2 separate regions of the Homo sapiens genome follow, and region 2 is linked to region 1. Evidence: chromatin loops called from intact Hi-C (ENCODE). Cell type or tissue: HCT116. All regions are shown on one strand. Links, peaks and the distances in the headings refer to the core of each region. The heading gives the core; the rest is flanking DNA.

The links. Hi-C counts contacts between places; a loop is a spot of excess contacts. Peaks named below come from ENCODE experiments on the same cell type or tissue, not always from the same donor. Only the 100,000 strongest peaks of a DNase experiment are listed, where the experiment ranks them.
Region 2: a loop joins it to region 1, with 3 times the contacts of the local background. A loop is called at or near these places in 2 of 110 quality-filtered maps.

Annotation. Positions count from the first base shown.
Region 1 is chr2:174,460,725-174,466,113 of GRCh38, reverse strand. It overlaps GPR155 (G protein-coupled receptor 155), which reads left to right. Exons shown (of 16, transcript NM_152529.7): 7 at 212-329; 8 at 4,442-4,526; 9 at 4,622-4,712. Among named protein-coding and RNA genes, the nearest start is that of GPR155, 24 kb to the left of the region's middle. In HCT116, for the core only: a CTCF peak has its summit at 3,147 (motif pointing left); a DNase peak (open chromatin) is centred at 3,153.
Region 2 is chr2:174,983,809-174,989,197 of GRCh38, reverse strand. All of the region lies in intron 1 of CHN1 (chimerin 1), which reads left to right. Among named protein-coding and RNA genes, the nearest start is that of CHN1, 19 kb to the left of the region's middle. In HCT116, for the core only: a CTCF peak has its summit at 3,305 (motif pointing right); no DNase peak of the experiment used is centred there.

The DNA of each region.
Region 1 (5,389 bases), core at 223-5,222:
TATAAAATGGATTTTTAACATAAAGTTTGAAGTTTTAGTATAAGTAGTGTGTAATACTTGATAATTATTCACAAAAAATTTTAAACAAATAATTATATTTGCTGTGAATGAAAGATGAATATGGCTGGCTTAATTGGAATTTTCTGTTGCAGTATTGAATTATATGGTTTTCTTAGCTATTTACAAAGTCTTTTAATAATTTTTTCCTTAGTCTATTGTCTGTGCTGGAATGATGATATGGAATTTTGTTAAAGAAAAAAATTTTGTTGGACAAATTTTGGTGTTTGTTCTATTGTACAGCTCCCTCTATAGCACCTACCTGTGGACAGGTGAGTTGGATTATGAATGGAAATTGAGATCTGTTCCCCACCCCACCCCATTCCTAATAGCCCTGAGCTTCTAGTGATCTATTTGAAGTCTGGTAGTACAGGATCAAGGCATGCACTGAGGCAGATCAGCCCACCCACAGAGGCCATCGGCAAAGCTGAGTTCTGTTTCCTAATGTACTCTATTCCTGCCTGGGCTTAGAGCCTTGTCCAGTCACATGGTCCTTTTCCCCAGGGCCTGTGGCTCTAGGCTGCTGTCAGTGCTGCTCCCTTTTGGAGACAAGAGGGAAGATACTGAAGGCAGATGGAGAAAGGCGGGAATGGGAAAGATGCGTGAGGTGTGTTCCAGAGCTCACTATCGAGTCCTGCTGAACAGGGAAATTCTGGCTCTGCCTCATGCAAATTACTTAACTTTTGAAGCCTCAGTTTCCTCATTTGTAAAACTAGGTTACAGCACCTTACAGAGTTACTTTGAGGACAAACTGAAATGTTGAGTATTTATGTCTGGTACATGGTAGGCACTAAATAAATAGAACTATGTTAGTTATTAAATAGAAGAATTAGAGGTAATAAGAGAAGAAGAAAACTAGGGGAATAAAAAGGCATGGAAATAGAAAAGGACCCAGTGAGAAAGACTGTTTCTCATTTCAGCTGGCTCCAAAAAGGATATTCAAAATGTTGTAGCACATTGCTATTTTGAAGTATAATATTTATGTGGATGCATGCATTCTGGTATGTTTGTGAAAAATTCTGTCTGGCTGTTTTGTATTCATCCTACAAATTTGAACCTATAAAATGGCACATGAAAGGAAATAGTAGAATGGTAGGAGGCAGGTGTCAGGAAGTGTCCACAAAGGACGGACCTTTGATTTCATGCCTTCAGGATCAAAAGCAGGTCCCATCTCAGTCAACAGCCTTTTGAAGTGAAGCAACAATGTGGTGAGGAATCATGGAATGAAAAATTCAGCACAAACAGAAGATGGTTTGTGCTTCTTAAAGGCAACTACATCTTGCATAGCATGAGTTTTTATGCAATGTCAAATTAAAAGAGCCTAAAGACTTTATATTTCAAAATATCGATGGACCAACTTGATGTCTAATAACTAGGCTTACTCAGGTTAACTTTATAATCAGAATAACAGAGCAGCAACTAGATCAATCAATTAAAATGTCCTAAGTCTCTCTGAAACCCCCTTCAAGCATGCACGCCAAAGTCTATTCAAAGAAGTCATTCTGAATTCCCAAAACCCAATAAAGGTGCCCTTTAACCATCAGGTTATTATGCTATGACAGAATTTTAGACCTGAAAATGTCATTTTAAGTCATCCCATTCGATCATTTTTAGTTCTACTCATTTTCATACCATCCTCACAATTTTTGCCATATCTGCATACTACTTGTTCTTTTTTCCTTAAAATTGATTTACTTTTTTTAAACTTTAATCAGTTGAGCCTTATATCAGTAAAATCCCAGGTTTCATTTGCTAATTAGTTTTTTTCAAATATGCATTAAAATAAACATATAACTAGTCAAAACATTTTCACCTTTGTGACACCTATAATCTCTACACCTTAGGAAACACTGGTCTAATTTAAATCCTTCATTTTGCAAACTGAGAAATAGGCCCAAAAAGATAGACTGATTTAGGCAGGAGCTCTCACAGCTTCAGTGAGACATCCAGGGCTAGCTGGATTCTGCCTGTTTGTATATAGTTCTTTTCACAAGGCAGGAGTGATGCACATTAGAATTTTAAAGACTGCCTTTGCTACTGTAACAAAGATGGCACCCTTTTGTGATTGGTTACTTGTTTCCCTGGCACTGCAACTACACAGTGTACAAATGGATTGAGGGAGGAAAAGTGGTAAAGAAAACCAATTCTCAAGGACCTCAATGTCAATTTATATTAAATCTAGCACAGTGTTATTTAATCTGGACAATCTTAAATCTAGGTATGTATTCTTTATATACAGCTAATATGCAATTCTAAAACCAAAGCAAATTCACAGATTCTATTCAAACAAAACTACAAACCCAGTAATTCTAATTAGCAACATTAATTAACATGACAAAGGATCTTGTTTTGCTAATGTAAATCATAGCTTGAAACATAAAATGGAACTCACTGCTATGGCTTTTTTGCCTTGCCTTTACTTCCATATGTGGGGTTTTGACCTTGTTATCTCACTGATATTCTTTCTTCAAACTACCATTTCATTTGGACTGTGCGTTGTAATATCATTTGGCCTTCACTTGACTCAAACTTAATATAAAACCCATTGTAAGCTCTGGCCAGGCACAGTGGCTCATGCCTGTAATCCCAACACTTTGGGAGATCCAGGCAGGAGGATCGCTTGAGGCCAGTAGTTCGAGACTAGCCTGGGCAATATAGTAAGACCCTCTCTCTATAAAAAATTTGAAAATTAGCTTTGCATGCTGGTACATGCCTGTAGTCCCAGCTACTCAGGAGGCTGAGGCAGGAGGATCCCTTGAGCCCAGAATTTTGAGCAGTAATTGTGCTACTGTACCCCAACCTGGTTAACAAAGTGAGACCCCCATCTCTAAAATAAAATAAAAATAAACCCAATGTAAATTCTGAAATCATGAGACTGCATGTTGGTTGCAAGGTGGATACACAGCTGACTACCACTGAAAAAAAAAAAAGAAAGAAAAAAAAAAGACTTAAAATTTCTCATAGAAATTCCCAGATCCTGAAGAATATGTCTTAGGTACCCTAGGGGTCCACAAATCTGAGTTTGAGAAACTGATTCAAGAAACAAAGAATTTAGCTTGTGTCAAAAGGCCAGGTTTCTAGTCTCACTCTGCCCTCTGCTGGCTGTATGACTTGGGCAAACCCTCATTTCCACATCTAAGGTGCTCATTTAAAAATAGAGGTCCCTTTCAACTTTAAAGTTCTAAGATCCTATAACTATGTAGAATTTATTAAATAAAATGTTACTTGCATACATAATTACATATAAGTTGTAAGGAAAGTTCAAGAACTTCAAAACATTTGTGTTTGTATTAAATTCAGAGTGTGTTTGTATTAAGTGCTATCATTACACTTAGGGCGTTTTCTAAAAACATAACCTGGGTAAGAGTTGCCCATACTTCTTAGCACCAGAAGAGGGGGATGTTTTTATTTTTAGAATTGTCCTGTATTCAATTAAAAAATGTTTTTCAGCTGGGCATAATGGCTTATGCCTATAATTCCAGAACTTTGGGAGGCCAAGGCAGGTGGATCACTTGAGGCCAGCAGTTCAAGACCAGCATGGGCAACATGGTGAAACCCATCTCTACTAAAAATACAAAATTAGCCTGACATGGTGGTGCACACCTGTAATCCCAGCTACTTGTTTGGCTAAGGCATGAAAATTGCTTGAACCCGGGAGGCAGAGGTTGCAGTGAACCAAGATCATGCCACTGAACTCCAGCCTGGGCAACGGAGTAAGACTCTGTCTAAAGAAAAAAAAAATGTTTTTCAGTTATACTTAGATTCCAAACACATGAATCAAAACAATAAAATGATTAGGGCTTTTGGAGAGAAATACTTCTCCAGACGCAGTGGCTCATGCCTGTAATCCCAGCACTTTGGGAGGCAGAAGTGGGAGGATCCACTGAGCTCAGGAGTTCAAGACCAGCTAGGGCAACATAGTATGACTCTGTCTCTACAAAAAAAAATTCTTATTTAGCCAGGCATGGTGGCATGTGGCTGTGGTCCCAGCTACTCAGGAGGCTGAGGTGGAAGGATCACTTGAACCCTGGAGGTCAAGGCTGCAGGGAGCTGTGATCACACCTCTGCACTCCAGCCTGGGCAACAGAGTGAGACCCTATCCAAAAAACAAACAACAAAAACCAGAGAGAAAATAAAATAAATCCTCACAGATAAAAAGAATTGAGTAAAGAAACAATATATGAGGGAAACAATGAATGATTTTGAATTAAAACTTGTTTCAAAATATTGAGGATAGCATTTATTTAGAAGGAAGAAATTCTAAAGCAAAAACCACACACTACTATGAAATAAGCTTGGTTTAAAAAAATAAAAAGGAAATAAAGTTTCATAAAGTCTGATCAATGTTGAGTAACTGTCTCTCTTTCAATCTTCTTATTCTTAGGCCTTCTAGCAATTTCTTTGTTTCTTTTGAAAAAGCGAGAGAGGGTACAAATTCCTGTTGGAATAATCATAATATCTGGCTGGGGGTAAGTTGGTAGTTCTCTGTTTGCTTACACCTTTCCATATAGACAGTTACTATTCATCCTTTCTTTTTCTCTCCCAATATCACTTGTGATTACAGAATTCCTGCTCTCCTTGTTGGTGTTCTTTTGATAACTGGAAAACACAATGGAGATAGCATTGACTCAGCCTTCTTTTATGGAAAAGAACAGGTGGGAAGAGTTTACTGGCAGTTCTGTTCTTGAGAATGTCTCTTTTTAGCTCGTTATGTGCCTTGCTAGACTTATATTAAAATTAACTTTGAAAATCTATTTCAATTTATTGCATATCAGATTGGTGATCCTATATCACTTTGTCTCATCTAGAACATGAACATTTTACATGTCTAAGTCCATTTTTAGCTGAAGATTTCTAAATGCTTAAAACTTATTGAATGTTCTTAATCACACTTAGGAATTGTGTTTCCTGTGCTGGAGAAAAGAGTGATTAATTTAAAACCATTTAATAAGTTAGCAGTAATAATAAAGGTCAAATTCTTGACTCTTAATCCTATCATAAATATAAATTTCAGGACAAAACGTATCTAGGAAAAATATTCTTGAAAAGCTATAGAGTAGGTGGCTTGTGGGACCTGCAGAATTCTTTAGGAGTGGAGTCCAAAGATGTGTTTTTAAAAAGCCTCTCCACATAATTTTGATTTCTTACTCTTTTTTTCTGTTTTGCAATTTTGGATTTTATTGTGTTTTTGTGAGAATAAATAAGATTATACATATAAAAGATTTAGAGTAGTCTTGGCATCTGGTTAGTGCTCAATAAATATTAGCTATAATTATTTTTAATATCATTACCATAAAAACATCTTAGTGACTGAAGTATGCGTGAATTATAC
Region 2 (5,389 bases), core at 314-5,313, 520 kb before region 1:
CACCATGTTGGCCAGGCTGGTCTCGAACTCCTGACCTTGTGATCTGCCCACCTCAGCCTCCCTAAATGCTGGGATTACAGGTGTGAGCCACCATGCCTGGCCTTGTTTATCTTTTATTTTAAAATTTAAACAGGTTTATGGTAATACAGTTAAACTACATAGTTCATAGGACTTTTAGCAGATTGAGAGATGAAGACTTTATAATAGATTAATTTCACTACTATTTTTGAAAAAATGCAGCAGCTTTTAATAATAAATACCATTGAACAGTACTTTTTCTGACTTACGATTTGAATGCAGACAGAAATGGTAATGTGAACTGAAATAAAGTCTAATACTTTAAACCCTTGTGTTCTTTCAAATCTGTTTCCCTAAATTACAGCAATATACACCTTCTTTCAAATTATAAAAATAATTTATTGTTAATGCTGAGATATTAAGCTGAGATGAACTGGTATATTTCATACTGTATTTATTAACACTTTACATGCTGTCTGTTTTCTAAAGAGCTCAAACCAGTGATGAGTTTTATAGGCTCATTTTATTTTCCACTGCCATATTATAAGAAGATTCATAGCTGCTGAGAAAGCTGCCATAGAATATTATCTGTCATATTGTCTCAAGGCAACTAAATATATTGTTATAAGTAATCACTAATAAAGCACTAAGAAAAAAATATTAGCAATATTTGCAAAACGGTACACTCTGTGCTAATTTTATTGAAACAGAGTTGGGAAGTTGTAGACAATTAAAAATGCCATCAAATCTTACGCCAACTTAGACTTGGCCAAAATGTTCACCTATTTTTCCCCAAGTATTTGGTCTTTTTTTTTTTTTTTTTGAGACGGAGTTTCACTCTGTTGCCCAGGCTGGAGTGCAGTGGCGCGATCTCGACTCACTGCAAGCTCCGCCTCCCGGGTTCACGCCATTCTCCTGCCTCAGCCTCCCGTGTAGCTGGGACTACAGGCGCGCACCACCATGCCCGGCTAATTTTTGTATTTTTAGTAGAGACGGGGTTTCACCGTGTTAGCCAGGATGGTCTCGATCTCCTGACCTCGTGATCCGCCCGCCTTGGCTCCCAAAGTGCTGGGATTACAGGCGTGAGCCACCGCGCCTGGCTGTTGTCACTTTTTATGGCCCAATTTTACTCATACTTGGAAAGTCTCATTATGTACTAGCATGTTAGTGTTCTTTAGCATGTGAAAATTTTGGAGGGTTTTTTTTGGTCTTTCTCAGTTTAGACCATCCTCACCATAGTTAAAACTCACATCTCCCTCTCCCTCATCCTGGATAAGGTAAAACTGACTGTCAATAACCAGGTCTAAGAAGACAACACATCTATATAAAATTGCCATCATCTAAATATGTAGTCTCAACAGTTATTAAAATCTGTCTCCCTTCAACCTAAAAAGTGAAATAAAAGCAGTTTCTCCTTACTTACCTCTGTAAAAGAATATTATAACCTGCCAAGCACGGTGGCTCATGCTTATAATCCCAGCACTTTAGGAAGCCGAGGCAGGTGGATCATGAGATCAGGAGTTCGAGATCATCCTGGCCAATACAGTGAAACCCCATCTGTACTACAAATACAAAAATTAGCTGGTGGCGGGCTAATACAAAAATACAAAAATTAGTGGTGGTAGGCGCTTGTTATCCCAGCTACTCGGGAGGCTGAGGCAGGAGAATCACTTGAACCTGGGAGGTGGAGGTTGCAGTGAGCCGAGATTGCGCCACTGTACTCCAGCCTGGGTGACAGAGCTATACTCTGTCTCAAATAAAAAAAAAAAAAAAGAAAAAAGAGTATTATGACCAAGAGGCCGTAATATAATTTGAGTTTCTATGTATATGGCAGTGCCATGTAAATCTAGAATGTTAATATTTCCTCTTTCTTGCTATGTGAAATAATAAAACCATACTAGAGTTGACCCTTGAACATGATGCTTAGGAGGGCAGATATCCCCTGCCCCCTGCCCCGCCTAGTCTGTCAAAAATCCACGTATTTGACTTCCCCAAAACTTTACTAATAACCCACTGGTTACTGGAAACCTTACCAATAACATAAACAATTGATTAACGCATATTTTGTGTTATATGTATTGTATACTGTATTCTTACAATAAAGTAAGCTGGAGAAAAAATGTTATTAACAAAATAATAAAATCGGCTGGGCGTGGTGGCTCATGCCTGTAATCCCAGCACTTTGGGAGGCCAAGGCAGGCAGACCATGAGGTCAGGAGATGGAGGCCATCCTGGCTAACACAGTGAAACCCTGTCTCTACTAAAAATACAAAAAATTAGCTGGGCGTGGTGGTGGGCGCCTGTAGTCCCAGCTACTCGGGAGGCTGAGGCAGGAGGATCGCTTGAACCCAGGAGGCAGAGGTTGCACTGAGCCCAGATCGCGCCATTGCACTCCAGCCTGGGCAACAGAGTGAGACTCCGTCTCAAAACAAGCAAACAAACAAAAAATCATAAGGAAAAGATATTTATTGAAAATATGTGGATCGTTGTAAATGTCTTCATCTTTGTTGTCTTCATGTTGAGTAGACTGAAGAAGAGGAGGGGTTGGTTGGTCTTACTGTCTTAAGGGTAACAGAAGCACAAGAAAATCTGTTTATAAGTAGAACCACGTGGTTCAAACCCATGTTGTTTAAGGGTCGGCTGTATTTCTAAAGTCTAAAGAGAATCATGGACATTGTGACTCTGGGGTGTTTTCTTTCGTATTAGTCTTGTGTTTGTTTTCGTCTTTACATACTATGTATCTTAACTCTTAATCTGTAAACTTTTGGTTATTAGGCATACACATATGGTGGATCTATGGATGTGTCTATTCATTAGTTCCACTATATTTTAGAATTCTTGGTAACTTTTTTGGTTTATATTTTATGAAAAACAAAGGGCCCCCTTTTCTTTTGCAAGGTGTATTCTATAGCTGTGTTCGCTATATTATAAAATTAGGAGAGTAATTCTAACTTCTCTGCTGAGTAGGTGCTTTTTAAATTTCTTTGGTATATCAGATTCTCAAGCTTCATTACATAATATATCTCTGTGGCATAACTCCTGAAGATAATATAGGGATCCAGTGTGACGGTTTGGCTATAAATATTTCACATGATTTAGAATAATCTAATCTCAAATCCACAATTGCAGTTTATTATAGTTATGGATGTTTGGACCCTGGAAAATTAACCTTTTAATTTAAATTAAAGTAACAGTTTGATTATTGGGAATATTGTATTGAACATTTATAATGATTTGCTTTTGGAATTATACTGATGAATAGAGTGAAAACATTTTCCAGAGAGTCCACAAGATGGCACTTGCCAACTTGTTTCCTCTGTTTTTCCTTAACTTATGGAAATGCAGCAAAATTTAAGAAGGAACATCTAAATATTTATGCCCTTAAAATGCTAAAGTTTAGATTTCTAGAAGCTTTAGTCAAGACTCCTTGAAATTGATGAGCTTCAATTTAACATTTTAAACAGTGTTCATTTCCGGTATAGGAGCCAAAATCCTTTGTTGAAGATCCGTAAAACACACTGGGATCTGTAGAATACAAAGGGCTGCCTGCATTCACTATGTTTGCCTTTACTTTTAAAGTAATAATATGATTTATGAGGCTTGTAGTCTATATGTCTCATTTCTAGACATCTTAAAATATGGACATTTATTAGAACAATGGGTATTAGTAATTGCTCTAAAGTAACTGTTATTTTTTATTTAAAAACAAGATGATGTAGTTGGAATATATTATGTAATTTTTAATTATGAATGAAATTTAATAAGTGGAATGGTAATGAAGGACGACAGGAATCTACCCAATCACAGTGTTAATTAAATTAGGCTTCTTTTTTACTCTTGTATATTTGACAATTAATACTGCTTTAGATGTTTACTGTTTACATTAACATTGTCATTAGGGAAGGGAATGATGTTGAAATTATGTTGAGGTTGGTAGGGAAGTTTTATATTGTTTATTGCTTTCTGAAATCTTGTCAATAATTTCAATGGAAAGAGCTACATGTTCATAGAAGACTAAAACATTAAAGTGTATCAACTAAAATCTAGAGCAAATTAGGTTTAGGTCTATAGCATTCTGATTTTTCTCAGCCTCATCATAAAAATCATCAAGCAAATAGTATCAAAGACATATCATAGAATAAGAAAAGCCCAAGGAACTTTCTCTTGAAACCTAAGACTTGCAAAAATCTAAATATAAGCTTATAACCATGTATTTTAGAGAGTTGTGAAAGCACTCATTTTTTTTCTTCATTCTTGTGAAGGTTTGTTGAAGAAAGAATCTATTACATATGAAGAAAGAATCAATACAGGTTTCTTTTTAAAAACGATTTTGTATGTACTGGCTGCTAAGCTTGCATAATGAATATGTTCTGTGAGGAGGCTGCACGTTGAAAACTATTCCTTTGTTAGCTTGCCCTTTCTTCTGTCAAGGGTTTAGTGTTCAGTTTCAGGTTACCATCATTTATGTGATACTATTTTGCACAAGATCTCTTTTTAGAAGCTAATAAAACACAGCCAGGCACAGTGGCTCACGCCTGTAATCCCAGGACTTTGGGAGGCCAAGGCAGGCAGATCACAAGGTCAAGGGATCGAGACCATCCTGGCCAATATGGTGAAACCCCATCTCTACTAAAAATACAAAAATTAGCTGGGTGTGGTGGTACACACCTGTAGTCCCAGCTACTTGGGAGGCTGAGGCAGGAGAATCGCTTCAACCGGAGAGGCAGAGGTTGCAATGAGCCAGGATCGCGCCACTGCACTCTAGCCTGGTGACAGAGCGAGACTCCATCTAAAAAAAAAAAAAAAAAAAAAAGCTTATAAAACACATTCTGTAATTTTCATTGAATTTATAGAAACGTTAATTTAAGGTAAATTAATTTTAGAACTAAGGAACTTCTTGAGAAACATGGATCAGAGAGTATTATATGTAGGAGCAGATGTAAGGGATATACACATAGCACACAGAGCAGATTCATCCACTGACATCTTTGAAAGATCTTATTTTAAAAGTGTTTATTTTCCCCATGGATAAAATGAAGATTGAGCTTTCAAACGTGCCTATTTCTAGTTATTTTTTTCCAGAATTAAATTCTAAGAAATTTCTGAAAATGAAAAAAAAAAAAACTTGCGTGGAGCAGTAGATGCTCCCTTTTTTTCTCTGTTTAGATTTATAGTCCACATTTGAGACCAAGTGAAAATTAAATAGCTCAAACTGACTTTTGTTCTTTCTGAGTCTTTCCCATCATCTCTTGTGAAAATGTAGACATGTATGCAGTTGTCAATGAAAGGATTTGTCTTTTCAGTTGGCTGACTGATTGGCTAGCTTATTTATTTATTTATTTATTTATTTTTAAGACGGAGTCTTGCTCTG